7 separate regions of the Mus musculus genome follow, and all the other regions are linked to region 1. A link is a loop called in an ENCODE intact Hi-C map of the cell type or tissue named here. Cell type or tissue: left cerebral cortex. All regions are shown on one strand.

What was found. Peaks named below come from ENCODE experiments on the same cell type or tissue, not always from the same donor. Only the 100,000 strongest peaks of a DNase experiment are listed, where the experiment ranks them.
Region 2: it touches region 1 in a loop (5-fold over the local background); 4 of 42 quality-filtered maps call a loop at or near these places.
Region 3: it touches region 1 in a loop (3-fold over the local background); 10 of 42 quality-filtered maps call a loop at or near these places.
Region 4: a loop joins it to region 1, with 2.5 times the contacts of the local background. A loop is called at or near these places in 8 of 42 quality-filtered maps.
Region 5: it touches region 1 in a loop (2.5-fold over the local background); 8 of 42 quality-filtered maps call a loop at or near these places.
Region 6: it touches region 1 in a loop (2.1-fold over the local background); 9 of 42 quality-filtered maps call a loop at or near these places.
Region 7: a loop joins it to region 1, with 1.8 times the contacts of the local background. A loop is called at or near these places in 3 of 42 quality-filtered maps.

Annotation. Positions count from the first base shown.
Region 1 is chr8:36,456,709-36,460,708 of GRCm38, reverse strand. It overlaps Trmt9b (tRNA methyltransferase 9B), which reads right to left and starts at 2,623. Exons shown (of 5, transcript NM_176952.5): 1 at 2,326-2,623. In left cerebral cortex, CTCF peaks have their summits at 1,364 and 2,065 (motif pointing left); DNase peaks (open chromatin) are centred at 2,120, 2,273, 2,706, 3,075 and 1 more place; H3K4me3 peaks cover 2,175 bases; H3K27ac peaks cover 1,870 bases.
Region 2 is chr8:36,245,592-36,249,591 of GRCm38, reverse strand. It overlaps Lonrf1 (LON peptidase N-terminal domain and ring finger 1), which reads left to right and starts at 233. Exons shown (of 12, transcript NM_001081150.2): 1 at 233-1,025. The coding sequence starts at 338. Gm35712 (a long non-coding RNA gene) reads right to left here and starts at 1,686. Exons shown (of 4, transcript XR_870368.3): 1 at 1,533-1,686. In left cerebral cortex, a CTCF peak has its summit at 1,614; DNase peaks (open chromatin) are centred at 1,390, 1,834, 2,417, 3,345 and 2 more places; H3K4me3 peaks cover 3,521 bases; H3K27ac peaks cover 3,425 bases.
Region 3 is chr8:36,515,660-36,519,659 of GRCm38, reverse strand. No RefSeq gene overlaps it. Among named protein-coding and RNA genes, the nearest start is that of Trmt9b, 60 kb to the right of the region's middle. In left cerebral cortex, no CTCF peak of the experiment used is centred here; no DNase peak of the experiment used is centred here.
Region 4 is chr8:36,359,124-36,363,123 of GRCm38, reverse strand. No RefSeq gene overlaps it. Among named protein-coding and RNA genes, the nearest start is that of Trmt9b, 97 kb to the left of the region's middle. In left cerebral cortex, a CTCF peak has its summit at 1,685 (motif pointing left); DNase peaks (open chromatin) are centred at 1,064 and 1,678.
Region 5 is chr8:36,521,482-36,525,481 of GRCm38, reverse strand. No RefSeq gene overlaps it. Among named protein-coding and RNA genes, the nearest start is that of Trmt9b, 65 kb to the right of the region's middle. In left cerebral cortex, a CTCF peak has its summit at 2,358 (motif pointing right); a DNase peak (open chromatin) is centred at 2,407; H3K4me3 peaks cover 426 bases; H3K27ac peaks cover 192 bases.
Region 6 is chr8:36,507,527-36,511,526 of GRCm38, reverse strand. The region is part of intron 4 of Trmt9b (tRNA methyltransferase 9B); the gene reads right to left. Among named protein-coding and RNA genes, the nearest start is that of Trmt9b, 51 kb to the right of the region's middle. In left cerebral cortex, no CTCF peak of the experiment used is centred here; a DNase peak (open chromatin) is centred at 2,219.
Region 7 is chr8:36,228,669-36,232,668 of GRCm38, reverse strand. It overlaps Lonrf1 (LON peptidase N-terminal domain and ring finger 1), which reads left to right. Exons shown (of 12, transcript NM_001081150.2): 4 at 1,482-1,631; 5 at 2,146-2,386; 6 at 2,492-2,588; 7 at 3,419-3,533. Among named protein-coding and RNA genes, the nearest start is that of Gm35712, 17 kb to the left of the region's middle. In left cerebral cortex, no CTCF peak of the experiment used is centred here; a DNase peak (open chromatin) is centred at 1,890.

The sequences.
Region 1 (4,000 bases):
ACCTGGAGTTATAGGCATTTATGCCTGATGCTCCCATGCTGGGATATGACCTCTTGGTTCTCTGAGTGAGAGCCTTGAGTACTATTTACCATGGAAGTGTCTCTCCAGACCCTCTACCCACTCTTTATAATTGCTCACCTTTAAAAGCAAACTAAGCATTTTACAATCACCACTTATGCACTCCCCACAACTGCCTTCAGAGAGAAGTCATTATGCCCATGTCACAGATGAGGAAAAGGCTTGAGCCAGGTTTCAGTTTAGAAGATTTAGTTACAGCTCAAAGAAAGAAAGAAAGAAAGAAAGAAAGAAAGAAAGAAAGAAAGAAAGAAAGAAAGAAAGAAAGAAAGAAAGAAAGAAAGCCCTCCTTACTTGCTTCTTTGGTTTCTTTGGTTTCGAAGTGTCCCCTAATAATGAATGACATTCACTCACTTTGAGAAGAACCTCTCATCAAAGGGTCTTAAGCAAATTTCTCTCTCAGGCTATCTGGAGAAGTGAGTCACAAAAGCTAAGGGGCACTCACCTAACCTCTTAACATCACTCTTCTTCCAGGGTTCTTGGGGATCCAATTATGAGTTGAGCTCAGTTTGGATTTAGTCCCCCCCCCCCGCCCCCCCACACCCCCGTCTCTCCTCAAACACAGTTGGCAGCTTTCCTCACACTTCCCCGCTACATATCTAGAACACATCCTCCTTTGTGTAAGAGTGAGACCAGGAATGTACAGATGACCACAGACGTGGACGACGACAGATCACGACAACTGGCCATGCCAAAGGCTCATTCCAATGACATCTTTTGCTCAGATCCTAATCAGAGCCAGAGCATCACCGAGAACTGTCCTCTCAACATCAAGTTACTCTGTATTGCCAACTGTGTCTGGCTTGTGGCTTCTTCAAAGCAGTGACAGAACCTTGATAGTCAGATAGACACACATAGCCCAAGTCTTAAAGAAGCAGACACTTCAGAACTAAGCCCACTTAGCACTTCTTGTTTAGAGTCCTCCAAACCAGTAAGATTCAGCTTTATAAAACAAACAAACAAACAAACACACAAAATGAAGGTTTACAGTTTCGTGGGAATGCTCTGCCCCCTGGTCCCTACATTTAAAATCAGGTTAAGTTCTTAACTATGCAGACCAGTCATTTTCAATGTCACCATCCCTTCCGCAAGGAGAAACATTAGAATACCTGAACTACCTTAGATATACCAAGACACACACACACACACACACACACACACACACACACACACACACACGCCAAAGGATGAAGTATTTTCAAAGAGCATCTTTAGAGCAACCAGATCTTTCTAGAGGCAGGCTTTCTTTCCAGTGAGGAACGGAGCCTATAGAGGGCCCTCTTTTCAGACGTGGCCATCAACAAAGCAGCAGTTCTTTGCAATGGTTTCCTTAGTGATTGGATGCTTTGCAACTTGTCACAGTCTCCTTTTAAATGCACCACACACAGCCAGCCAGTGGCTCCTGGACATTCCTCCCCAGAGATCTTTATCTCCAGAGACCCACCCCAAGTGTCCCTAGGTCACTGATGGATCACATCACCAGAGCTGTTTACACGGCTGTAGCAGGCTTCTTGATCTCTGAAAAATCCAACAACTTTCCCTTCACTAAATTTCAATACAAATTAATCACCCCCCCCCAGGAAGCAGAAAGAATAGATACCTTAACGGGCTATAGGAATAACAGTGCTTTTATCTGGGGGCTGGGGAGGGGGAGTGTTAAATGCCCTTTACTGGTGTATTAGGAATAACCTTAATTTCCAAGCTAGACGGATATAGTCTTTTCCTGCATGAAATTTCCTAGGTGCATTTTAAAGATTTCATGCACACCAACTAATACATAAAGAAAGGCCGGGCTCGGAGTTGTTTGCATCTTTGTCTCTTTTTATATGTTATTTCTGACAAAGAGCTCAAGTTAATTCTAACAGGCGCACACAGGAGGCACGTATCATTGTATAGATCCCACCATCCTGTTTTGACTTTCCTTCCAATAAACTGTATTTTCATTCTCAGCTTTGGAAACTTTCAGGCTGCTGAGTTATCTTAGTTCCCGCCTCCTGCTGGGTAGAAAACCATTTCCCAAGTCACGGCTTTTAAAGGGAAAGATACACGTGCGACCAGAAACAAAAATACAACTTCACCTTTATACTTCTGAGCTTGTCGCCTTGGACTCCGAGAGCCTATTTATCCTCCCTGCCATCTGAAAAACGTCCTGCAAGGCATGCTGCTCTGCTTTGGTCACATCTCAAGTTTGCAGGGTAAACAGGTTCTCCCACCATTAACAAGGATGGCCGAGAAAGACCAGGAACTCACCCAGGCTTGCAGATTCCCGGGCGCTCTGGCAGTCCTTGGGGTGCACAGCCGCTGCAACTCGGGCAGCGGAGATTCGGGTCACCATAGAGCGGTGCAGACGAAGGTCAGCACCAGGTTTTGGGCGGTCTTTGCCCGGGATCCGGGCGGGAGGCTCGGCCGAGCTCTAGCTCGGAGCTCTTCAGTAGCGCAGCCCGGGCTATCCAGGATGCAACTTCCACGGGTCGGCCTAGGAGCGTGAGAATGAAAGGGAGAGGACTAGAGAGAGGGACAGGGGGCGGGGAAGGGTTTTTGGGAGTACGCGCGGGACGGAAGCGCGCGCCCGGGCTAGAGCGCGGCTCCGTAGAGAAGTTGGAATGCAGCCGCGAGGCCGCGCGCATTCAGGCTCCGGTGGGGACCTCCTGCCGAGCTGCACCGCTTGGGCGCCAGAGTGACAGCTGCGACTTCCCACGACCCCCACCCAGCGGAGTCCCCACCGCCTGGGCCCGCCCTCACCTCTCCCCAGGCTACAACCGCAAGCCCGCGGCGCCTCCGAGTCGGCTCGGCGCGGCGCGGGCGCGCGGCGTAGCCCAAGCCGTGTGGCTGCTCTGTCTGTCCCCTGCGATCGCCGCGCCCGGACGCGCCAGAGGCTGGGCTCAGGATGACCTTCCTGTCTCCCACCTCCAGTGTCTGGTGGGGTGAAGGGTCCTAAGTGGGAGAGACGCCACTGGGCGGGTACACCTGGCGGGCCTTAAGCGCAGCTCAGTACCTGTGGTGACACCACGTGACCCTGAGCCCAACTCTTCCCCTTTGATCCTGACCGCAACCTACTGTAAAGGAAAAATCCCTACCGGGTATCTGGGCACGTGGGCTGACTCAGGATTGGAGGAATCAAGTCCAGCCTGTCACCGCACAGGCACGCTTGCTCAATCTTTTGAATGTTTTGCTAAAACGAGCGGGTCAAAAGCCGCGTATATCACAACAGTGCAGGGTGGGATATAGAAGCGATCACCCAAAATGGATATAGATCATTGTTTTTGCAATAATAGTGTTAATTGCTTTCAGTGTCTTAGCTGGTAACCTTCAACCCCTATTCGTAAACAACACAGTTACAGGCAGGGTTCTTTGTACTTTTTTTTTTTTTTTTTAAATACATGTTCCCCGGAGTCGGAGCCCAATACATTCAGTAATGCTTTGCTGGCTTTTGGATAAGACCCTGATGTTGTTGAGTTTCTGTCCTGTTATAAGTGTTGGTAAGGACTCATCTTAAGGTCTCACAAAGACAATGTGCATTTAAAACGCCACAAGGAGGACTGCTGGAGATTAGTTTAATTCAGGGATAGTGTTCTAGTACTCAGGCTACTGGGGTGGCCCAGGGAGAACTTCTGTTTGGATTTCTATTGCAATGTCACAAATAACAAAATAACCATCTCCTAGTCCTCTGTAGAAACCTCTGCAGGTGCTGAGGCACACATGTGGTTTCTGATCGATCAATAAAGATGTTAGCGGCCAGTGGCCAAAGGAGACGGGACAGAACCCTTAGGGTTGTTGCACAGGCTAGGAAGTAGGGGAGAGGTGACAGAGGAGCGCCAGGACCCAAGGAAAAAGGATGGGACGCAGGAGTGGCAGGTGATAAAGCCAACCACATAAACACACACAGACACACACACACACATGGAGTAATAAATAAAATGTTAAA
Region 2 (4,000 bases), 210 kb after region 1:
GAAGCCAATTAGATCCCCGCTGGGGATCATCTGATCTCACGTCCCTCTCCAGGAGGGGCTCAGAAAGGGCGGGACCAGCCGGCCAGCTCTGGTGAACTAGGAGGCCGGCCGCATGTCGGGAGGCCGGGCGCAGAAGCCAAGGCCCGCCCCGCTCCGCCTCGCTAAGCCTCGCCCCTCCTCTGTAGGCCCCGCCCCCAGGGGCTCCCCGGGCGCGCGCCGCCCCGCCATGTCCGCGCGCCACGCCCCCCTGCTCGCCGGCCGCGTGCGGAGCCGCGCGCCCCGGAGGTTCCCGGACCGTGGCGGCGGGCGGCGGCGGCAGAGCAGCCCTGTGCGGGCCATGTCTTCTCCGGCCGTGGCGAGGGCGTCCCCGGGCGGGAATCGGGAGGCGTCCGGCGGACCGCGGAGCCGGAACGGGCCGTGGGAAGTGGGCGGCGGCGGCGAGCGGTTGGAGCGCGCGGGCGCGGAGTCGGGGCGCTGGGAGCTTCTGCTCCGCCGCGGAGAGCTGCTGGCGCTGGGCGGCCACCTGAAGGGAGCGCTGGAGGCGTTCGCGGCTGCGCTGCGCCGCGGGGCCCCGGCCAGGCCCGAGCGCCTCGGGTCGCTAGTGGACTGCCTGGTGTTCAGCTACCGGCTCCGCCACGGGCTGCGCTGGAGCGCGGCACCCGCGGCGGGCGCGGCCGGGCTGCTCAGCTGCCTGAGCTGCCGGGGCTTCCTAAGCGAGCCGGTGACCGTGCCGTGCGGCCACAGCTACTGCCGCCGTTGCCTACGGAGGGAGCTGCGCGCCCGCTGCCGCCTGTGCCGGGACCGCCTGCCACCCGCCGCCGCCGCCTCGGAGGGGACCCCGCGGCCGCCGCCCCTGGCCGCCGCCATCGCCGACTTCCGAACCAGCGTCGTGCTCAACCACCTGGCGGAGAAGTGGTTCCCGGGCCAGCGCGAGCGCGCGCGGGCGGCCGGCCGCCTCGGGGAACTGCTGCACGAAGGGCGCTACCGGGAGGCCCTGGCCGCCGCCTGCGACGCCCTGCGAGCAGGTGATGCGGGGCTGCGGTGTGGGGCCGGGCGAGCGGGGATCACGAGTGTGGGAGGGGGCGGCGCCCCGGGGTGCTTCGGTCACGGTGGGGATCGCCTGGGAGCTGCAAGTGACGCGGCGCGGGGAGGGGCGCGGATGCGAGGTTCCCTCGTGCGCGCGCCCAGCGGGGACCTGGGGCCGCGGAGCTTGGGCGCGGGGTGGGTGGGGGCCGCAGGCTTCCCTCAGTACTCTGGCCGGGAGCCCCAGCCGGGGTGGGGGCGAGCATCCCCGGGCTTGGCGGGAGCTCGGGGGATACCGTGTCTACCTTGGTCGTGCACTAAAGTCACCGGGGCAATTAGAAGCCGCGGGAGGGCAGAATTGCATAAGCTGGGTGGGGGGGCGTTGTGTAACGGGTGACGTTCAGTGGGCGTGGCGGGAGCCCGGCGCGGGCACCGGCATCGGGAGGCCCAGCGACGGCCCAACTCCGAGTTGGTGGCCGGCTGCCCCCGAGGTGGTCACCTCTTCTTACCTGCAGGATCTCTTGCTCCTGGAACCTCCTCCACCTGCCTGTCTCATATCCTGCTTCCTCCGCCCTCTGTGCTGCTCCCTTGTACCCCTGGTGTTGGTAGAGAAGTAGCCTGTGTGAGGAGTTTGCCTTGCTCACAGTAGACCTGTGAGGGGAAGCTTTGTAGGTCTTTTGTTTATATTTTCATATCCAAGAAACAGCAGCTTGGTCCCGTCTCCTGCTTAGAGCTTAAGTTGGTTTTTAAGCTGGGGGGTAGGGGGAAGAGGGCCATGTAAACTTAGTAAACCCGAGAGTTCCTCTTTAGATCCTGGAATGTGGTTGTTCTCTACTGACTGGGGAGGGGACCTTATCTAGAAAAGCACGTAGAGACATCTTCGAATGGCCACCTCTTTTAGGAGTCCTGTCAGTACAGACATCTGGTGGCCCTTCCAAGGATGTCACTAAACATTCCTAGGCTCACAGCCGCCTATGTGAAAGACTGATCAGGCCCAAATGTCAACTTTATCATACATAGTTGGTCACCTGATGTTGGCCATGCTTTATGTCTGCTGCCTACCACGAGAAATTACTTATATGAAATCATTGACATTGGGAATTTTTAACTGATTTAAGTATTAGATAAGTTATAATCTTGTAACTGAAATTATTATCTTGACTCTTTTAGTCATCCTGAGCAAGTGACAGTAGCTTCAGGAATATCTTTCTGGCATGTTTTCATTGTCTCCCAGAAGCTTCATGAGCAAGCAGTAATAAACTAAGATGACAAACCCAGAACACTTTGGAGTCCACAGTTCTGCTGGGGGTGACTCTGGATATCTGGGTGAATAAAGTTGAGTGGGGGAGCTGGAGCCAACTGACCAGTCATCCAGTATCAGGCTGCGGTCAGACCTTAATGAGGAAGCAGAGACTGGACGGGTGACTTACCAACAGTCACTTGGGTGGTGGCTTGTCTGGACAGCTTAGACCCTCCACTTTCCAACCTTCTGTGCCCAGTATTGAGATTCTAGGGTCTACCGGGATATCATCTTGAACAGAAAAAGCTGGGAATGATGAATTCTTTTGTTTCCAAGCTTCACAGACCAAACGTGAGATTTGCTTACAAGCTGTGGAACCACCCCCTTTTCAGGACTTGGATGCAAGTCTCTTCTTGCCTTTCACTTTATTATGTTATTAGGTTTTTATTTTTCTTATTTGTAGGCTTGTCAAAAACCAGTAATTCTACACCTGATTGTGTATCTCAGCGATACTAAAGTGATAATATTTTTCCCTTGAATTCTTTGTGTGAGATAAAAGGAGAATAGTTATAGAGCCAAACATATTTGAGTTGGTAGAGGGCAATTGTATGTGGTTCATAATTTATGGGCATTAATAAGAGTAGGCGGATAGCTCCGGGGTAGCGTGCTTGCCTGGCACATGTAATGTTCTGCTCTGTATCCCTAACCTTCCGAACAAGCAACGCAGTCACTCTCAGAAATCTGTTTGTCCGCTTGTTAAGGTTAAGTTTTGTTTGTTGGTTTGGTTTGGTTTGGTTTGGTTTGGTTTTTTTTTTTTCTTTTGGAGTTGGTGAGTTATTATCTATGGAAGCATTTGAAAGGCATTTGTATCACTGCTCAACTCTAGTTATTAATGACACCGTCCTTTTTGGTAATGAAAAAAAAAAGCCCTTGCTGTATTTTTTTCATGTTTCTTAGAATGAAACAAATATTATTAGAAAAAAAAAATCTAGTCTGCAGTTGGCCCCCACACAACCAAACTTAAACTTGTCGGCAGAAAAAGAAAGCCCAGGAACCCTTGCCAACGTCAGAATTCCCATTGCGATTACATAAGGGTCTGTTGCACTGGAATATATTTAGATAACATTTAATCCATTGATCTTTTGGTATTAACTCTCAGATGTTTCATAACTTTCTTCTTAGTATTCAAGGAGCTTATGTAAAAGTCTTTTCTGCATGGAGTCTTTATACTGGAGTCTTTTGAACGGATCCCACTGTGGAGTGGATGGAGTCTTTTTATTCTGGATTTTTTACACTGACCCCTCTCTCCTGTGTTCTCCACTCTCCACATGAAGACAGAACGGTGTGGTTGACGATTTGAACTGGCTTTAAAAAAAAAAGTCAAAGTGTATGTGCGTGCGCGCTTGTGGTGTGTGTGTGTGTGTGTTTGTGTACAATTTTTTATTTAAATTGTTTAAGGAAGGTTTTTTTTTTTTAGTTTTTTATGTTTTTCATTTATTTACCGTTTTGCTCATGCATACATACATGCTGTGGTGTGCATATGGAAGTCAGAGGACACTGTGGGAATGAGAGAGAGCTTTCCATGTCAGACCTGGGAAGAATGGCTTGGCAGCAAATGCCTTTGTCCATCTCACCAGCCCAGACTTTGTCTTTTTATTATTAGGTTTGTACGTATTAATGGTTCCTACAGAGGCCCTGCAGAAGGACGTTGAGGCCTCTAAAGCCAGAGATGTTTTA
Region 3 (4,000 bases), 59 kb before region 1:
ATCATTAGATGGTTAACCCCAGCTTCTGGACAACCGGAACAGAATTCAAGTACAAACTAATTCAGTTTTGATGAAGTGTAACAAGCATTGTGTGGCCAAACTAAACAGCACCTGCCCTGACACATTGGGGGGAGGGAGGGAGAATAGCCCAGTTCTGTCTATTATTAAAGAGTACACAAACACATAAAGAATCAACTATGTATCACAAGCATACAAATTACACTATTTTTAATATCTGTTACAAAAAGATCCTGACCACTGTTGGTTCGTATAAATAATATATCTTTAGGTTATTATAAGAGTCAGGGTGTTTTGCAGCAATTTGTGCTCTAAATCTATTGCTAGTTCCCTCTGGGGGAAAAAATTTAAGTAGCTCTATATTGTAGGGGGAAAAAAAAAGAACTTCACGCTTTTGACACAAATACATATGTCAACACCAGGGAAGGCACGGAAGCATGTAGCAATCTTCCTAAATGCTCCTGAAGCCACAGCAAAAGCCAATGGAATGAAATGCATTTCTATGGTAGTTGCTAATTTAATATCTTCTGCTGCAAAAGAGAACTTTTTTCTTTGGTCAGCAAGGACAGCAAACACTGCCAGTCTACAAATATGCATATACACATATATATTTACATACATACATATATAAGAGCATCTGAAGAACATGGCACATGTTCACATACATCTTCAGCGTGTCTTGCTTGGAACTTTCACTTATGTGTGGGTCTTAAACATCTCCAATGTTCTGGATAAACAAACAGGAGAATTTTGAATCTTTACCATAGACCATCTAAGCAGAAGTTTTATGACTAGTGGGTAAGAAATGCTTGTCTTTCAGGGTTTTTTTTTTTTTTTCTTCTCTGTGAATGAAAATATGTGGATACTTTGTCTAGGGACTTTGGTGTCTGGTTACACTTGCTATAGAGCAGTTACCATGACTCTCTGTGCTGATTGGAATAGGTTTGACCACCATAGATTCACATGTTTGAATGCTTGGCCCTAAGGGAGTGGTACTATTAGGAGCTGTGGCCTTCTTGGAGTAGGTGTGGCCTTGTTGAAGGAAGTATGTCACAGTGGAGGTGGGCTTTGAGGTCTTAAATATAAACTCAAGCTATGGTCCAGTGTGGAATCAGAGCCTCCCCCTGGCTGCCTGTGGAAGGAAAGCCAGTCTCCTTTTGCTACCAGTAGACCAAGATGTAGAACTCCTGGCTCCTCTAGCACCATGCCTGGCTGCATGCTGTCATGCTTCCTCCCATGATAATAATGGACCTGTGAAACTGTCAGCCAGCCCTAATTAAATGCTTACCTTTACCAGAGTTGCCATGGTCATGGTGCCTATTCACAGCAATAAAACTGAAACTAAGGCACTCACTTTTCCCCATGAGATAGGAGCCTTAGATAAATCATGAAGCAGTGTGGAGAAAACTGGGGGTTTTCATGGGGTTGAATTAACACTTAATTAAACTGGAGCCAGCTTTGCTTTTCCCAGCTCTAGTTGAAAGAAAAAGCATGTATTTGCCAATTGGGTATCCAATTGGATATCAGTTCTCACAAGTGGTCCATTGTCTGTTTATAATCCACTGAAGGGGAACCATCATAGCGGATGGACAGACTGTAGGGTAACACTACAATGAAACACTCCTACTATTGTGGTGCACTGCCGGGTCTCAGGGTAAGTAATGCATTTACAGCTTGGGGCTGGAGATGAGGCTCAATGGGGAGAGTTCTTGCCTACCCACTGTCAGGTCCTGCATCGGATCTTCTGTCCCATATAAACCAGGAGGATCAGAAGTTAAGGTTATCCTCAGGAGCATAGCAGGTTCAGGGCCGGCCTAGGATACATAAGACCCTGTTTCCAACCAAGCCAAGCCAAGCCCAGCCCAGCCCAGCCCAGCCCAGCCAAGCCAAGCCCAGCCCAGCCAAGCCAAGCCAACCAAACCAAACCAAACCAAACCAAACCAAACCAAACCAAACCAAACCAAACCAAAAAACTGTGCACTTCTTAGCCTGTGTTTTCTGTTTGACCGTTCTCTTAGATTTCTGTTCTTCCTCCTGTGGAATGCTATCTGTGCTTTGACTTCAGTCCTTGGTTGATAAAAGTTCTTTTTAAGTTCTTACCCCAGTTTTGTATATAACTGAGGGCATGAAGATGGAGTTCATGGTATCAAAATACAGTTCTGGTTTCTGAACCAAGACTGTGCACAGAGGACTTGAAAAATCCAGTGGGGCCTCTGATCCTCTTACAGCCCTCGGGACTGTTTTTTTTTTTTTTTTTTTTTTTTTTTTTTTGCCAAATGAGTGAGTGGTAGTGTTCCTGTGCCTATTGATGGAATGAGCCTGCTGGTGCATCTGTCTTTGAGGAAAGCTTATAATTACAGCGTTTCAAGTCTGAATATATCAGATCCCTTCAAGGCATGGGATAATTACTTGTTATTATGTAATTTTAATGAAATCTATTGTTTAAAATAGCCGATTGCAGAACAGAAAACAGGTGCAATTGTAGGAAATGAGTCTGAAACAGAACTTGAGTCGGCTTACCAGGGGCCTGCGTGCCTTCCGAATGAGTTCATATCTTACCCTTCAGGATACATTCTATTCTGAAATAGATTTACCGAGCGCTTGTGCTCGAGGCTTGTCAGTTGGCCCAGGGTAGCCTCAGTTAAGTGAAATCTAACTGTGTCAGACAGGCCTTCTCCATGTTAATTAACATGCATTGCCATCCTTGCCCCCCTCCTACCCCACCCCAGGAGGGAGATTTGAATACTGTATTTTACAAAACTAACAATATCATTTGAGCATGGGCATACAGCAAATACAAAACGTGTTCCAGCAGGACACTTGAATTTTTGGTCATTATGTCTTAATATTATGTGCAACCCAATACCCCAGATATGTCCTGGCTTTACATCATTTGTATCTGGGGACACTGCACAGCTCTGAACAACAACAACAAAAAAAGAATACCTGCATTAGCCCCCAAGTTCTTCACTAATAAAACAGGGAAATAGGGGTATTTTTTTAGAGTATTCAAGAATTGTAGAAAGTGATTAGAGAGCTCTGTGATCAAGATCTCTTTTTTTTCTTCAAGTCAAAGAGAGAGAGATTTAAAGAACCAACCAACCAAACAACCAACAAATAACAAAACAGGGCTGGTAAGAGGGCTCAGGGACCATGAAGATCTTAGAGGAGTGAATCAACTCTTGCAAGCTGTCTTCCGATCTCCACAAAGACACAGACACACAGACAAACACATGTGAAAAACTGAAAAGAAGACATAAAGGGGAGAAAGATGCGTAGTCTTTTCTTAGCCTGCTTAATGCATTCTTGCAGGCAACAATCACAGTTAATCTTGAACACTTGGTTGCCTGCTTAGCATAGAGCCTGGGATCCAGCAGGAGGGCATGTAGGACACCCTGGTTCTGAACTCAGACTGGATCCAGACCATCTAGGACTGAATCTTAGCTCCGCCTTCACTAAATGTGTGATACTTACTGCTTATGTAGATTTTGGTAACTTAGCACATTATTATTATTTTTTTCCTGCCTTAGATTTTCTTATCTGCAAATTGGGAATTATATTTATTTGAGACAGCTATTGGGGGTTACAGATAAAAATGATAAATATTAGTTAGCTGCTATTATTACAGCTCCCTCTTTTTCTGTTCAGGAAAAGTGAGACTTGGCTTGCTTTGTTCTTTACCGTCAGAACAGGCTGTGAAGGACAGAGTAGTGAATAGTTATGCCAGTATCCTTATCCGAGCTGGGTGTTCATAGCATGGTTTTAAAAAATATTTATTTTGTGTGTGTGTGTGTGTGTGTGCGTGCATGTATGGATAGGTCTGTACACATGCAAGTGCAGTTACTCTTGGAGTCTTAAAGAGGCACTGTGGGCCACCGGACATGGGCACTAGGAACCAATTTCAGGTCCTCTGAAGGAACAGTAGGCACTCTAAAATCAGTAAGCCACTCCCTAGCCCCTCACACCTTACTTTTAAGGCATT
Region 4 (4,000 bases), 98 kb after region 1:
GAAATAATTAGGATTCTGATATTTGAGTCGATATAAGAATTGTTCAGAATAGACTGAGCAGGTGTGTTCGTTAGCTTTCTACCACTGTAATAATGCACAAGGTATTCATCTTAGACAGGAAAAGGTCTATGCTGCCTCAGAGTTTTAGGGGGTCTAATCAGGCAGACTAGCTGTTTCCGGGTTTCCAGTGAGAATTCCCGTGACAGTGGTAGGGAGCATGGGACACAGCTGCTCCGCTTATTACATGAAGGCAGAGTGAGAAGAGAGTCAGGGTTCTGTGATCCCCTGTAGAGTGGTCTCCCAATGACCTAAGGATACCTTCCTTAGGTTCCGTTTTTTTTTTAAGAGTTCTCCACCTAATAGTACCTTCTTGGGGACTAAATATGCAAACCATGGGTCTTTGGAGGACATTAGAGAGTATGCACAACAAAACAATGCTGCCACAAGATAACGGCTGGAAGAGTTTGATAATACTATTTTCTGTACATCTGTGAATGTTAATTATTTTCACAATTATGAACAGGAATGAAAGTACGAATCATTGACGTTTCCCCCTGGAAACAGAGCAAAAGAGGCTGTTTTCTCCCACACTGCTCTGCTCACAGTGGCCAACAGCCCTCTTCTCTACAGAAAAGTAGTTTCCCCACTAGAGTAGACGTGTCTATTGTGAATGGGAGGCATCCTGTAGGCAGGAGAGACTGTGGATGGGAAATAAGGGTAGGGTGATTACACAAACCCACAGAGGTGTTACACACCAATGGGAGGCTGTTGTTACACACCAATGGGAGGCTGTTGGTCATATAGGTAGCATCCACTTGTTTACATGGAGAAATGTATATGTACGTATATATGATCATAGAAATGATGTATTGCATTTAATATATTTAACAAGTGTTGGTACTGCATTTAAATGTGTATTCCATCTGGGCTTTATTTTAGAGCAGGGAAGAAGTATATAATTTCCTTCCCCAAATCATGAGCCTGTCACATTGACTGAACAAGTCACAGTTTGCCCCACAGCGCGGTAAGTCATGCTAATCGAATCCCACCTCCTAAGGTCTGCTCAGCCTAGTCGATTCTTTGGGTCTGCATATTTTAGCACCTATGTCACTGTGCAAACGATGCTGGCATGGAATGTGATACAGAAATCGGAAAGTTCAACTTCCCTCTTATAAAAATCATTTCAGTTTCGTTTGCATTTTAAATTCCTTCCTACTACTTTGCATTTTCAGATAAAATCTAAAATAACCTTGCCAACTTTCTTACCGAATGAATTTTAAATTATACTTTTATTACATTCATATATTCTTTAGGTGGGATTTAAAGAACCCTGAACATGCGAATGGGTTTTCTGAAAATTACACTTTATGTATTATAAAAATCCTCTATCAGAGAATATAAAATGCATGGTACATTTGATTTTCTTTTAAGAAGCTAAGATCCTACCTTCTAAAATTCTTAGTTCTTTGCTTAATGTTTCTTCTAGAATATATCAAGGTAAGTCTTTACTTCCAGGATTTTGGGCAATGTAGATCCTGAACACATAACTGTCTTTGAATACTCTTTATTTCTAGTGTATGTTTGAGTTTCTGATGAATACTGTATTTTTAGCTTTTGAATCTAGCTGAATGTCAGAGCACTACCTAGTGCCCACGTTTGGAAGTTGGGCTCCCCCTGCTGGTTGGTTTAATAACTTTCTCCCCCTCTCAGGGCCCTTTAAAATGAAATTCTGTCCTCCAGTATATTGAGAGAAAGATAAAAGTACTTGCTCGCTGATGTGGTCAATTGCCTATGTGGATAGAATTTATTGATGTGAGGCCTATAAGATTATATAACTAAAGCCTGGCAGTGATGGTGTGTGCCTTTAATCCCTTTAATCCCAGCACTCAGGAGACAGAGGCAGGCCCATCTCTGTGATTTCAAGGCCAACCTAGTCTATGGAGTGAGTTCCAAGGACCTTGAGGGCTACCCAAAGAAAAAACACCACAGATACACGGGCACATAGATACACAGATACACGATAGATAGATAAATAGATAGATAGACCAATTTTAAAAATAAAATAATAAAAAAATCCAATGTAACCAATTATAAAGTGCATGAACCAGGAATGAAGAAGAAATAGCTGTTACTTGAAGGCACTGGTTGTGTGGTTGTCAGTGGTTAACAGCTAGCTTTCTGAGGAGCTTTCCTTGTGGCCTCTACTAATTTTTCTGGTGCCGATACATCAACTGTGATCCACTGAAAGCTTAGAGTTTGATGTCACTACACATGGAGCTATAAAGCATGCGATACTTAGCTCTATCAACTACCACATGAGAAAGCTTGATTTAAATTTTGTTCCCTGCACAGTCTTAATAAAAGGGCATGGTGCACAGAATAAAATTCAAACACCTTCAAATTATGGAGATCCAAATTTAATCCAACTCCGTGGCTTTCTGGTGTTAAGCAGTGTGTTCTTTGGCTCTGAGAGTCTTGGTGGCTAAAATGAGCTTTAACATCTACCTTTCATGCTTATTTAAAAAGCTAAATTAAGTAAGTAATATTTTTAGTTAAATGGTAAATTAATTTTCTAAATGCACACGTAGGAGGAAGGCCTATCTAAGGACAAGATAACCAGACACAGGATATTTATCCTGTGCCGGACCCAGGCTACTAAGTTAATAATTTAGTGAAACTTTCTCCCTCTTTCTGCTTTTCTGTCTCTCTGTCTCTTACACACACACACACACACACACACAACACACACAAATAAAAAGTTGTGAAAATTACGTGTGGCCATTGCACGCCTGTTAATTCCAGCATCTGGGAGGCAAAGGCCGGGAGATCGGAGCAAGTTAGAGTCCAGCCTGGTCTGTATTGCAAATTCCAAGTCAACCCAAGAAAGCTGTGTCGTGAAACTTTGTATCAACACATTAAAAGGGAAAAATTAGAAGCTGGCCATGTAAACCAGTGACAGAACCTGTCATGTTCCAGGCCCTGGGCTCTATCTTCAGTCCTACAGGAAATGAGTGTAAGTAGGGCTTTATACTAGTCAAGGTCTCGGGAGTTGTCTGGGGTCTTACCCCATAGAAGTGAGGAGAGTGCTTATTCAAACGTCTAAGGGATATAGAGTCAGACTTCTAAAAGTTATGAGTAATTATTTGGAATGCTTTCATGTATAACCTAATATCTAAATTTTACGGTGATTTTGTGTTTAATTTTTTTGTATCAAGGAGAAAGTTATATATTTTAAGACGAACCATTTCAACCAGTTGTGGCTCATGGCTATAATCTCAGCACTCAGAAGGTTGAGGTCGTGGGATTTCCTGAATTCAAGAGCATCCTGAGATTCCTAGTGAGTTCTAGCCAGGCTGGGCTACAATAGCAAGACTCTGTTGTAATCCACCATCACTAGCAGCAGCAGCAGCAACAACAACCACAACCACAAATTGACCTTTGTAAAGTATATTATTCTACACAGTGTATTTACAATGGTATACAAGCCATGCTTCTATTATTTTACTCTAATCTTCCCAAAAGGAGCCCACTGCCCATTATTAAGCATCTGCTCTCTATCTCCTTTCCCCTAAACCCACAAGAACCACTAATCTGCTTCTGTTTCTATAGACTCATTTATTTTGACTATTTTGAAGAAAAGGAACGTCTCTCACTCAACATACTGTCAAAGCCTCATACTCTGGTGGGACACGCCTTTAATCCCAGCACTCAGGAAGCAGAGGCAAGCAGATCTCAGTGAGTTCATGGCCAGCTTGGTCTACAGAGAAAGTCCCAGGACAGCCAGGATGACACAGAGAAACCTTGTTTAAAAAAGAAACAGCCTAAAGTTAAAGCCTATTGTTTCCCTGAGCAGAGGACCTGAGTTGACAGGTGTTTTCCCGTAGATTCTGCAGTCTCAGCTTTTTCAAAGTTTTTTTCAAACATAACCATACACTTCAGGGTAAAGGGTCCGGAAGCTTCAGGCAAGCCCATGAGTCATTTCCCAGCTAGTCTCTCTAGA
Region 5 (4,000 bases), 65 kb before region 1:
AAGGTGTGCGCCACCACGCCCGGCTGCACTGTGACTTTTTAGCAAGACTTCCTTAGTGTGGCTTGTTTGTAAGTTCTTTCTATAAGAGTGCCATAAATCTGGAAACACCGGTGGATCGAGGAGAGGAATTCATTCTTCAAAGGCAACTTCATGTGGAAGCTCCCAGAATCAAAATGGAGTCACATGCGTCAACCAGACAAGACATTATTCAGGAAGGTCTCCCGTAAGTACGATGGCTTTAGAGAAAAAGGCTTCCCAGACCACAATTTTGCACAAGGACCACTGCAATCTCACACAAAACTTGCTTCTGTGCTAACAGCTGCATAGTGATGGACACATCAACACCAGGCTGGCATCTCCTGTGAGTTTCAGTGCTGTGGACAGGAATTATTGTATTAAAATATCTTGTGAGGTTTCCCTGCTTTGTCTTTAAGAACATCCAGTCCATATACTCAAAGTTTCCTCTGGCAATGCCCTGACAGTCTACTCCCAAGTGAGTCGCCTCACTTTTAACTACACTTTAGATGACCTCTGTTATTTCCATTGACGGGGTGAAGAGGGGTTGCCTAAGTGAGGCTTCTCAGAAGGGGAATTACCTGAGGTGTTAATGGAAGCCTGAATGGGAGGTCTTTAGAATGTTTCTTGAACCTCGCTGTTGGAGCTTGGTGGTCTGCAAATGAGCAGGTTTTGACTTTATGTGTACTGGCTGGTTTTATACCAACTTGGCACACATTAAAGTCATCAGAGAAGAAGGAGCCTCACTTGAGAAAATGCTTCTAGCAGATCTGGCTATAAGGCATTTTCTTAATTAATGTCTGATTTGGGAGGCGCCAGCACATTGTGGATGGTGCAATCCCTGGGCTGGTGGTTCTGAGTTCTATAAGAAAGCAGGTTGAGCAAGCCATGGGGAGCAAGCCAGTCAGGCAACACCCCTTCATGGCCTCTGTGTCAGCTCCTGCCTCTAGGTTCCTGACCCCTTTGAATTCTCTTTTCTTTTCTTTTCTTTTCTTTTCTTTTCTTTTCTTTTCTTTTCTTTTCTTTTCTTTTCTTTTCTTTTCTTTTCTTTTCTTTTCTTTTCTTTCTTTCTTCCTTCCTTCCTTTCTTTCTTTCTTTCTTTCTTTCTTTCTTTCTTTCTTTCTTTCTTTCTTTCTTTCTTTCTTTCTTTCTTTCTTTCTGAGACAGGGTTTCTCTGTATAGCCCTGGCTGTCCTGGAACTCACTCTGTAGACCAGGCTGGCCTTGAACTCAGAAATCCACCTGCCTCTGCCTCCCGAGAGCTGGGATTAAAGGCATGTGCCACCACGCCTGGCCCCTTTGAGTTCTTGTCCTGGCTTTCTTCAATGATGGACTATAATGTAGATGTGTAAGCCAAATTAGCCCTTTCCTCCCCAACTTGGTTTTTGCTCATTGTGTTTCATCACAGCAATAGAAACCCTAGGGCATTGTGCTTCTAGGGTCCCGGATGAGGTTCATGCTGTCTGTAAAACACACTGTGGGTAGCTGGACCCTAGATCCCTTGGCAGGTCGTTGTGCAAAACCTTCCAGGCATGATATGTTCAGGAGACACTTGGGTGTTTGCGTGGACACAGTACTGGTTGTCTCTTGAGAAGACGTGCGGCGAGGCACAGGCAGGGAGAGTAGTCTCTCTGTGGAGAGCTATGGAGGCTTGCCTCTGCACACAGAGGAGTCCCTTCACAGGACTACATGTTTAAAAGGATTCAGATGTGGAAGGTCTGAACTGCAGAGTCCCAGGTGCATCCTGTTCACTGGCGTGTATTAAGGTTCTCAGTCTTTTTGTGGTGCTTGCTGCTGCTATTTATGATTCTTTTTCCCTTTTATTTTTTATTTTGTTGATACATAATCATGCACATCTATGGGGTACGTGTTATATGTGCATTTTGCAAAGGTCAAAGTAAGGTCATGGACATATCTATCAGCGTAACTAGTTAACTAGCGTGGTTGCTTGTCCTGACTTTGCGTCGCATCTCTTTGTAACTAGCACTGAGGTCTGTTTCCATACTGAAAGGAGAGCCAAGGAAAGGCTTCTAATGCAGGTGACTTTCTCAGTGACTCACAGCCAGCCGAGCAGAAGTGTCACAGGCGTCCAGAAGTACATGGGTTCAACTAAGTGGCATTCTATTCCCAAATCGCTTGACTTCTCAGTGATCCACATTGAAGATACATCAGCCTGTCTTTATAGACCTTTTGGGGGGGGGTCCGCTTGAATTCCTACCTGGGCACCCACTTATTAGTTACCTTTTATTTGAAAGACCTAGTGAAGGTGGATTCATTCACCTTTAGTTAACAACATTTTGATCAGTCCAGGGCTTCAAAGGAAGCTTTCAGTTGTCCAGAAGAGGGCAGTCTCTCTCCACATTTCAGAGTTCCCACGCGTACCTCCCGCCGATCTTGTCTAGGATAAAACCGGTTCCGCCAGTTTTCCTCTTCTCCAACCGCTCTCTTAATTAGGCTCCGCGTTCTTTTAGTCTCACATAGTCTTATTTCTACTTCTAAATATACTAAATATACCGAGCTCCCACCGCTGTGTCTCCCCCTTGGCTTCCTTCCCTTCCAAATGCCAGCTGCTCTCTTATCCAGAGAGTGTTTATAAGCACCTGTCCAGAATATCCCAATGCCTCTCTAACAGTGAAGAAAATAAACGCGTACAACAAGCAGGGAAGGCCTGAATCTATCACCCTGGTGGTCATAATCATGAGAATCAAGCTGCAATCTGTTTCTCGGGTGTCTTTGCCTTTTTCTGTCCCCTGCAAAACCACCTTCTTGTGGGTTTTGTAATAACGGTTCAGGACAAAGCCTTCACTGTCCATAGAAGTGGTGTAGCCTTTGAGAGTCTCAGCGTTTGTCTATACAGATCTATCAGTGACAGCTACCCTCAGAAATACATGGTACTATAAAGATTTCTGATCTCTAGAGCCGGCATAATGAAAGATACCATTGTTGCCATCAACAAATGACTCAGAGTCTCCCAGAATCCTTTAAGAACTGTTCCAACTCCTTGCCTTCCGTCTACTGACGTTGTCCTTAAGGGACTAACTAGTCTTTCTTCTTCTTCTTCTTCTTCTTCTTCTTCTTCTTCTTCTTCTTCTTCTTCTTCTTCTTCTTCTTCTTCTTCTTCTTCTTCTTCTTCTTCTTCTTTTCTTCTTCTTCTTCTTCTTCTTCTTCTTCTTCTTCTTCTTCTTCTTCTTCTTCTTTTCTTCTTCTTCTTCTTCTTCTTCTTCTTCTTCTTCTCCTTCTCCTTCTCCTTCTCCTTCTCCTTCTCCTTCTCCTCCTCCTCCTCCTCCTCCTCCTCCTCCTCCTCCTCCTCCTCCTTCTCCTTCTTTTCTTCTTCTTCTTCTTTTTCAAATTTAAATTGTTAACCTTACGATATGAGTGTTTTGTCTACATGCACATATGTGCACCCCATAGGTGCCAGGTACCTGAAGAGGGTGTGGGATACTCTAGAACCAGAGTTACACACGATTATGAGCCACCATGTGGATGCTGATAATCAAACTAAGGTTCTCTGGAAGAGTAATTGGTGCTCTTAACCTTTGTACCAACTCTCCAGCCCCATATCTTGCTGGCTTTTAATTGGTCAAGACTGAGAACTAAATTTGACTCTCGTTAAGTCCTCAAAGGTTTCTAAAAAGCCCCTTGCCTATATAGAATGTTCATAAGTTGTTCAACAAACATGTAAAGAAGGGGAGTTTTTATTTTTATTTTTTATTTGGGCAGTTCTGCAACTTATTCCACATCCATCCATCCGGTTAGTTCTCATCCACATTGACCGTCTGGAGATTTTTGAATATGGTAACAGGCACATAAATTGAGCTTCTCTTGGTGATTATGTTTTCTGGACAAAGTTATTCAGATGTGATACAGGACATTTCTTATTCCCTTGGCCCAGATGGCTTTATTGAGCCTGGTGTCAATGCGCACATCTGTAGTCCCCATTTCCTTCAGGGTAAAATTTTGAATTTAGTGCTCGAGGAGCTCACTTC
Region 6 (4,000 bases), 51 kb before region 1:
TGAACACATATACACTGGTCATGAGATCCTGGCCTACAGAGAACCTTATCACAATAAACTGGAAAAACAATATGGGTCTGGCTTTCAGAGACAGTTTTTGACTTGAACAAATTCTGAAGATTTTAAGTTCCCTCATGTCTAATAAAAAACAAAACAAAACAACAACAACAAAAAACCCTTAGAGATAATGAGCAAGTTCTCTTCAGCCTCAAAGCCTATGGGATTTGAAAATTGGCTATCACAAGGATAACCAATGTGAATGACTGAAATCTGAAAGGGACATGTAGTGCGGCCGTGTTCTCTGTTGGAGTCTAGGGACTAACTCATTGTTTTACTGAATAATTTGTTTCTATAGAAGCCATGGGTGAATACCATGAATCAGTGTTAGTAATATTAATAAAACAACATACAGAGAAAGTTTAAATATTATGTATTTTTTAGTTAGATGATGCAAAGAGAAGCCAGCTAAACACAAGGTCAAAAGCCCTTCCTAATGATAATACAATAATCGTGTGTGCTTAAAAAAATGTATTAGTTATCATTTCACTTTTAATCCCTGAAAAGTCAGAGGGAGATTCGAGTATTTCCTGAATAGAATCCATCTTTCCCCTACGTGTATGTGTGCTATTACGGGTACATTTTATTAGTAGTACTGATTATGTCACACTAGGTAATTAAGGAACTCAGGGGACTGCGCATGATAACAGACACTCTACCTCTGACTGTACCCCCAGTTTTATTGGGTGTATTCTCACCAAACAAATATATAGAAAAGTCCTCATCTATTAGGTACTGGAGGTGTTTAATCACAGCACTGTGCCAAGAGGAAGCTCTGTTTCCAAACAGGAACCTCTACATAGATCAGGGAGGAGTCTGGTTCCAAGCAAAACTGAGCAACTCCAGCGCTGATGTGGGCAGCAGCGCTGGCAGAGAGCAGCTGAACCTGTCCTCTTGACGCTCACATCATTTAGCCGTTAGTGAGGATTTTAAACTAGTGAGCTCTGAGGTTTACCTGCCACAGGTATGCATCAAATAACTAAAGAGAAGTCTGGCCCATATAAAAAGCCTGATCTCTATATAAAAAGTTTTCGGAGGGAGGTCACTCAAGAATACAATTGGCATTATTTTCGATCTATCATATCTATCGTCTGTTTTATTTGTGTGTGGGCTGGTGTTTCACCTGCATAAGTGTATGTACACACCACATTTGTGCAGTGGCCAGAAGAGGGTATTGAACCCCTTGGAGCCAGAGGTACAGACAGTTGTGAGCTGCTGTGCAGTGTCCACAAGGCTCTACAGAACGCAGCTTCTGTGGATCGTGATAAGTCACTGCATTAACCTGGTAAAGCCCAAAGAAGGGACGAGGGAAACACATTAAAACAGGTCTGTTTACATGCTATAAATAACTCTTTGTAATAGACTAATAGGTCTTCAATGTTCCAGGACCCTACTGGGTTTCAAAGGGTGTTGTATAGAAAACAAAGTCTTCATTTATTGATAAGTACAAAATAATTCATTTTTAATCATAGTTTTATGCAGAAAAGTGACTCTTGTGTTTTAAATGTGTATGTAACAGGCAGTAGGTAACAAACTTTTAAAGCAAGTGTTTTTAAAATTTTATTTATGCTTATGTAGCTGTGTGAGCAAACGGTGCATGTATACAGATGCCTACGGAGGCTAAAGAGGGTATTGGATCCTCTGGGACTGCACTAGGCAGCTGTGACCCACCCAACCTGGGTTGTGGAACTGAACCCGGGTCCTCCGCAAGAGTAGTGGGTGATCTTAACAGTTGAGCCATCCCTCCAGCTCCAAGTCAAATGTTTTGGAGGAAAAAGAAGCTTATAGAGGAAGATTTCCTCACACATGTCAAATGTGTTACACACACACACACACACACACACACACACACGTTATATATACACACACATATACAAGTTCTGGTAGGACGCACCATGAACATCACTAGAGTGAAATCTATCCGAAATGTCACTGCTGAGAAACTATGTTGAAAATTTTAAGAAGTAAAAGAACATTTTTGTTGGTGAATCATAGTCACAACTCAAATGCAAAAATAGTATTCCATATTTGCAGTCCATATATACATTGCATATATGTACTTAGAGCAATTTTCCGGTGGAAAGGCTAAAAAGATGACTTGGATCCAATTTTTGGATTACAGAACCAAATGGTGACAGCAGGTTTCCTTTAACACCCTGTCAAGTCATTCACTTTATGACTTACTGTTCTTCAACTTTCTAAGTGCGTAGGTCTTACTGAGCACTCAGAACTTCCAGGTTTGGCAGAAAGCAGGCTTTAAAACACTGCTTTCACTGGTGTTTGGGGCCTGAGGATTCCTGTTGTTGGGGAGCCTCCTGTCAATGACGATAGCACATATATACCTGTCCCCTGGCGACTTCCCCTAAACGTCACCGGGTACTGCCGGATGTTCCCTGTAGGTTGGGTGTTGGAGAGCCTGGCGTGAGGTAAGAGGTTGATTCAACCAGTTTACACTGCTACATGATTTTAGACAGTTTGCCAATTGCTCTAAGGGCAAAAAGTGTTCCTTCTCGGAATCTGCCAGGGAAGCCCAGTGTGCCTATAGCTGAGTACGGCAGTTGTCTCTCTTTTACTAAAAGACTCCAAAACGTAAGAAAATAAAGAAGTGGGGGAAAGATATGTCCTCATGTCAGGACAAGCCAGAAATGCCAAAATATGAAATTCAAAAATAGGGAATAAATACATATGAATGTAAGAGTGAGTTTTGAAACTTCTCATATTATTCTAAATGTGAAAATGACCTTATCATGTTACCTCATAGCTATAATTCCTAATAGCATATTTGGGAACTTAAAGGGACACTTTTGTTAGGCTAATTTATTTTGAGTCAACACCTCTTTGTGTACTCCAGGTTGACCTTAAACTTATGATTCTCCTGCCTCAGCCTGCACAGGGCTGGGGTTATAGCTATGTGCCACCATGTCTCTCAAGTCCTTTTCAATTGAAAGAAAGTAATGGGGTGTATTAGTGCATTTCTGCTACTGTAACAGAATGCCAAAGACTAGGTAAACGATAAACGATAGAAACATGAAACAATAAACTTTAAACAATAGAAACCTATTCGGGTCGTGTTTCCAGTTGAGCATAATTCTTCAAAACAGCGGGTCAGCATAGGTGAGGACCTTCAGGCTGCCTCCTGATATAGCTTAGGGCACAAATGATAAAGAGCACTGAGTGAGGCATGGGGAGTTGAGGGGGACACTCTGCCAAGCTCACTGTTACACAGATATTTCCTCTGAATTGAAAACTTCAAGGAAGGTGCAGTGTGAGACCCTGGAAAACTAGAAGTTCACAAAATTTACAAGACTTATAAGCCGCTCACTGAGACTATACAAAGAGTAAGCAGTTGCTGGGGGAGAGGAGACTCTTTAGCGAAGCTGCCTACACATTGTGACACTTATCCATGAGTTATACATTGTGACACTTATCCATGAGTTATACATTGTGACACTTATCCATGAGTTATAAGCTATGTTTGGTGGGAATTTTTCAGTGGCAAGTTGCCTTTGAGACATGAAAGTAATAAGTAAGTCTTCCCATGTTCCTATCAGAAACCTGACTGTACTAGATGCCCTATCTGGGGTTCACCTCTCCTTGGAAAAAGTTGTGCCAATCTCTCTCCAACTCTCTTGTTTAGGGACTTTCCTTGTGATAATGAACTCACTTCTATAACAGGCTTCATACATTCAGAAGAGCTGTGACACATTCTAACATAAGCTTTGGAACAGACACAAATGAGAGTGTAGCATCCTCCATTTTCTATAAGGGAAAGGTGGGACCTTTAAGCTGAGAACATAGGAACATGGCACATTTCTGAAAAGCAGATAAGGAGTCAACACTACACACTCTGTCACAGTAGCGGAGTGGTGCTGGGATAGGAGCCTTGTGGACTCCAAAACCAACATAAACAGCTTTGTGCTTATGAGCACAAATACTCTATCTT
Region 7 (4,000 bases), 230 kb after region 1:
CTATTGTGAAGTGAGTTGTTTGCCTAATTTCTTTCCCTGCCCGTTTGTCATTTGTATAATGAAGGGTTGCTGATTTGAGTTAATTTTGTACCCAGCCACTTTGCTGAAGTTGTTTATCAGCTGTAGGAATTCTTTTGGGGCTCCCTTACTGCGACAGCATCCGAAAAGACAGGATCTTTGCAAAGTTCTTTGGGAAAACTCACTGATGTTGAGTCCTAGCTGTGTGACCTCAGTGTTCATAGACTGTGCCACATCAGTTGTGATGTTAAGCGTATGGCATTTTGAAGGATCACCTGGGTCAATAAGTAATACACAGTGCCCTGGATCCCACCTCACTGAGTTGGCATACCTGGACCTTCCTCTTTTCTTCCTCCTCCTCCAGTTTATGGGTTTGTTTGCTTGTTTGTTTGTTTTCTGTTTTGTTAGCGGTAATCCTCATTTATTTTGTTTTCACAGTGGTTTTTGGAGGGTTTGGTGCTGCTGCTGTTTTCTGTCTTTTCAAAGCAGTTCATTGCAGATACCTAGGAGAGGAGAGTGTTTAGTGCATTTTTTTTGTACGAGCTCTTTACCAATGAGCTACATCCCTGGACCCTGGATAGCTTCCTATTGAGTGAGTTATTGCTCAAGGACCTACGGAAGACATATTCTACTCACAGTGTGTTTATTTCCTGGCACTGATTTGTGGATAACCACATTCTATGACCCACGAAGCTTGACCCCCAGACCTAGAGTTTAGGAAGCACGTGCTGCACAGAGAAACATGGTGCTTTATAGAGCGCCCCGTTTTCCTGCAGCCACGCATTCCCTGTGCCTTACTAAGCCCTGTTGATGCGGGTGATTGGGATTTATCCCTGGCTTGAGCACCCAGGACGTTTTATCACGCAGCCAGCTGCGTTTGCGTGCCCAGAGGTTGCAGGGAAGCTGGTGTTTGCTCCCAAGCAAGGACTCAGCAGTGGAGGCCACCGTATGGGTAGCTGTGGTCAGTGACAGGCTAAGTCCAGTGCAAACACAGGGACTTTGAGAGTTTTGAGTTTAGTCCACGTTCTTAGGTTCACACAAATACAATAGTACTCCAGCTATAACCCAAAAATTGGCTGTCGTGGACACCCTGACCTCCTGACAGAGTAGGGCTTGCTAAGAGATGGAATAGTTCCATCTCTCTTAAAACGTCTTCCCTTTGTAATCTGAATATTTATAAAGCTCGCTCTTCCCTTGGGTACCTTCTTAAGCCACTTTATCCCGTCCTTGCCGAGGTTAAACCTCCCTCCCCTCTTTTTTCTTTTTTCCCTTGAAGTGATATGACCCCTATTGAGTCATACCTTGGTTCGTAAAACTTAAAAATGTATCGATTCTTTCCTGATCACTAAAAATAGTGTCTTCTACAAACACCTCTCAGAATTTGAATAGACAGTAAAGCGTATATTGTTGTTCTTCATCAGATAGTATATATCTTCTATTCTATTTTATAATATTTCTTGCAGATTCTGTGTGACTTACTGTCACCTGAAAATGTAAGGGAAGGCCTGAAGGAGTCTTCCTGGAGTTCGTTACCGTGCATTAAGAGCAAACCTCTTGGTTTTCCATCAGTAATGGAGCAGCCACACTCCCCTGCTGAGCTTGGCCTGAAGCAGGTAAGGGGTGGAAGGATGACATTTGCTCCCTACACCCGCCTCCTTAGAGCTAAGACCCCCCACGTTCTCAGGGTCGAGCATTGGAGCCTGCTTAAGTGCACTGCCTGTCAGATGATAGTAACAGGGTCTTGTCTGCAGCATCTGATTTATACTGAAGCTCTGGATGTCATGTCAGTGCTCACTGCGCCATTTTAGGTCACTTAGCTGGCATCACACTTACAGTTTAGGACATGCATATAGCTATAAATATTCTAGTCTCATCTAGAAGCATCTGCGTCAGAACTGCTGCTCTACACAGTGCTGTGACATCAGTCAGCATGATACCTAAGGCTCTATAAATACTGACAACAAACCCTTTACTTTCCTGGTTTTAAAGTTGAAAAGTTCTGTTAAGCTAGTTTTCAAACTCCTTATAATAAGGAGTTGAAATCTCGGTTCCGTTTTTTTTCTTCTTGGCAAGGAGAAGAAAGGACGGTGAACAGAGGGGATTGCCTTTGTTTATTGTGTTCCACAGCCTGAAGAACGAGTGGAGGATGCCCCAGAGCCTGTCAAAGGAAGCTTAAGCCGCGCCCAGTCAGCACAAGCCATCAGTGCAGCGGCAGTGCCTGCCAGGGAGGACGGTTTAAAGCGCGTGTGCTCAGAACCCTTACTGTCCGCCCAGGGAAAGGGGGTCCTGCTCAAACGAAAGCTGTCTCTCTTAGAACAGGACGTGCTTATTAACGAAGACGGGAGGAGTAAGCTCAAAAAGCAAAGCGGTAAGGCTTCCCCTCTGCAGTTGTCCCCGTCAAGTCCTCATTCCAGGTGGCCTTTGGACTTCTTCCCCCAAGAGTAAAACCCTGCCTGTCTCTTTATTTCATTAGAATCTCCCAGTGAAGACTGTATGTTTTCAATAGCTTATGGCGACATCCCAGAAGAACTAATCGACGTCTCAGACTTTGAGTGTTCTCTCTGTATGAGGTGAGTGTGTCAAATTCTGTAAAGATGATTATGTTGGTATAACTATGCAGCATAGATGAAGGCAGTGCTAGGGAAGATGAGCTAACACTCTAGGGCTAAGCATCAGAAGGTGGAGTTTTAGTCCTAGGTTTAGCTTTAAACAGTCCTCTGAATCTCAGACTTATGCATCCAGAAAGTGGGGCCAGTGTTTGCAGACACAGGATCTGGGTGCCTGGCTGTCCTGGAACTGACTCTGTAGATCAGACTGGCCTCGAACTTGATGAGGCTATATCAAAATCTAATGGTCACCAGTGGCCTACTTGGTTTGCTCTGTCTTTGAGTCTGCATTTACTTTGCTCAGTTTGGCTCAGCCACGGGCTTAAGGGTTGGGGATCCACGTGTCCAAAAGTGATGACTGCTATAGTCAGTGCAGTCCTGGGCCCCTGGCAGAGTACCTTTGTTGTTCAAGGTCTTTCAGAAGGTGCAGGAGGCCACCGTACTGTTAGCATTGCCCTCTTCCCCCTCTCCTCTCTCACCTTGGCCTTCTGATGCCTCTAAGCCATGGTTCTTCTCAACCTTCCTAATGCTGTGACCCTTTAATATTTCCTCATGCTATGGTGACCCCAACCATAAAACTTTTGTTGGTATTTAATAATTGTAATTTTGACACTGTTATGAATTACGATATAAATATCTGATATGCAGGATATCTGAGATGTGCCTCCCAAAGGGCTGAGGAAGAGAACCGCTGCTCTAAGTAGAGCTTTATGTTACAGTCCATTATTAACAGAAGCTTTTCCGCCGTGGAGGCTCCTGGTGTGAAAGCTAATGTGCGCTTTGTTTGATTCCAGGTTGTTTTTTGAGCCAGTAACAACCCCTTGTGGACACTCATTCTGTAAGAATTGTCTTGAGCGTTGTTTAGATCATGCGCCATATTGTCCCCTCTGCAAAGAAAGCTTAAAAGAGGTAAACGCACATTTGTATCTGTCTGTTGGTCAAAGTTTGGGGACATGGCTTGGTTTGTGTTCAGCAGAAAGCGTGGTTTCATTTTCAGAGTGAGGTGAATTATGAATCCTCGCCGACCAAGAGCACACTGCTGATTGATTACCTGTGTTGTGTAGGAGAGAGAAACGGAGAGCCGGGCAGAGATGGGGCCTAAGAGCCAAGTCCTCCGTACTTGGATGGCTGGTTGGTTGGTTGGTTGGTTGGTTTGGTTTTTTTGTTTTGTTTGTTTTAAGGGATAATAGGAAAATATAATTGGAATAATATGATAGTGTAAAACAAAGACTAACACATCAGGGTTAGACAAAACAAACAAGCAGAAGGCAAAGCCCAGGAGAAGGTACGAGTAACAGGTCCACTTGCCTGCATATTATCCCAGAATCCCACAAAAAATGCTAAGCTGGAAGCCATAATATGTATACAAAGGACTT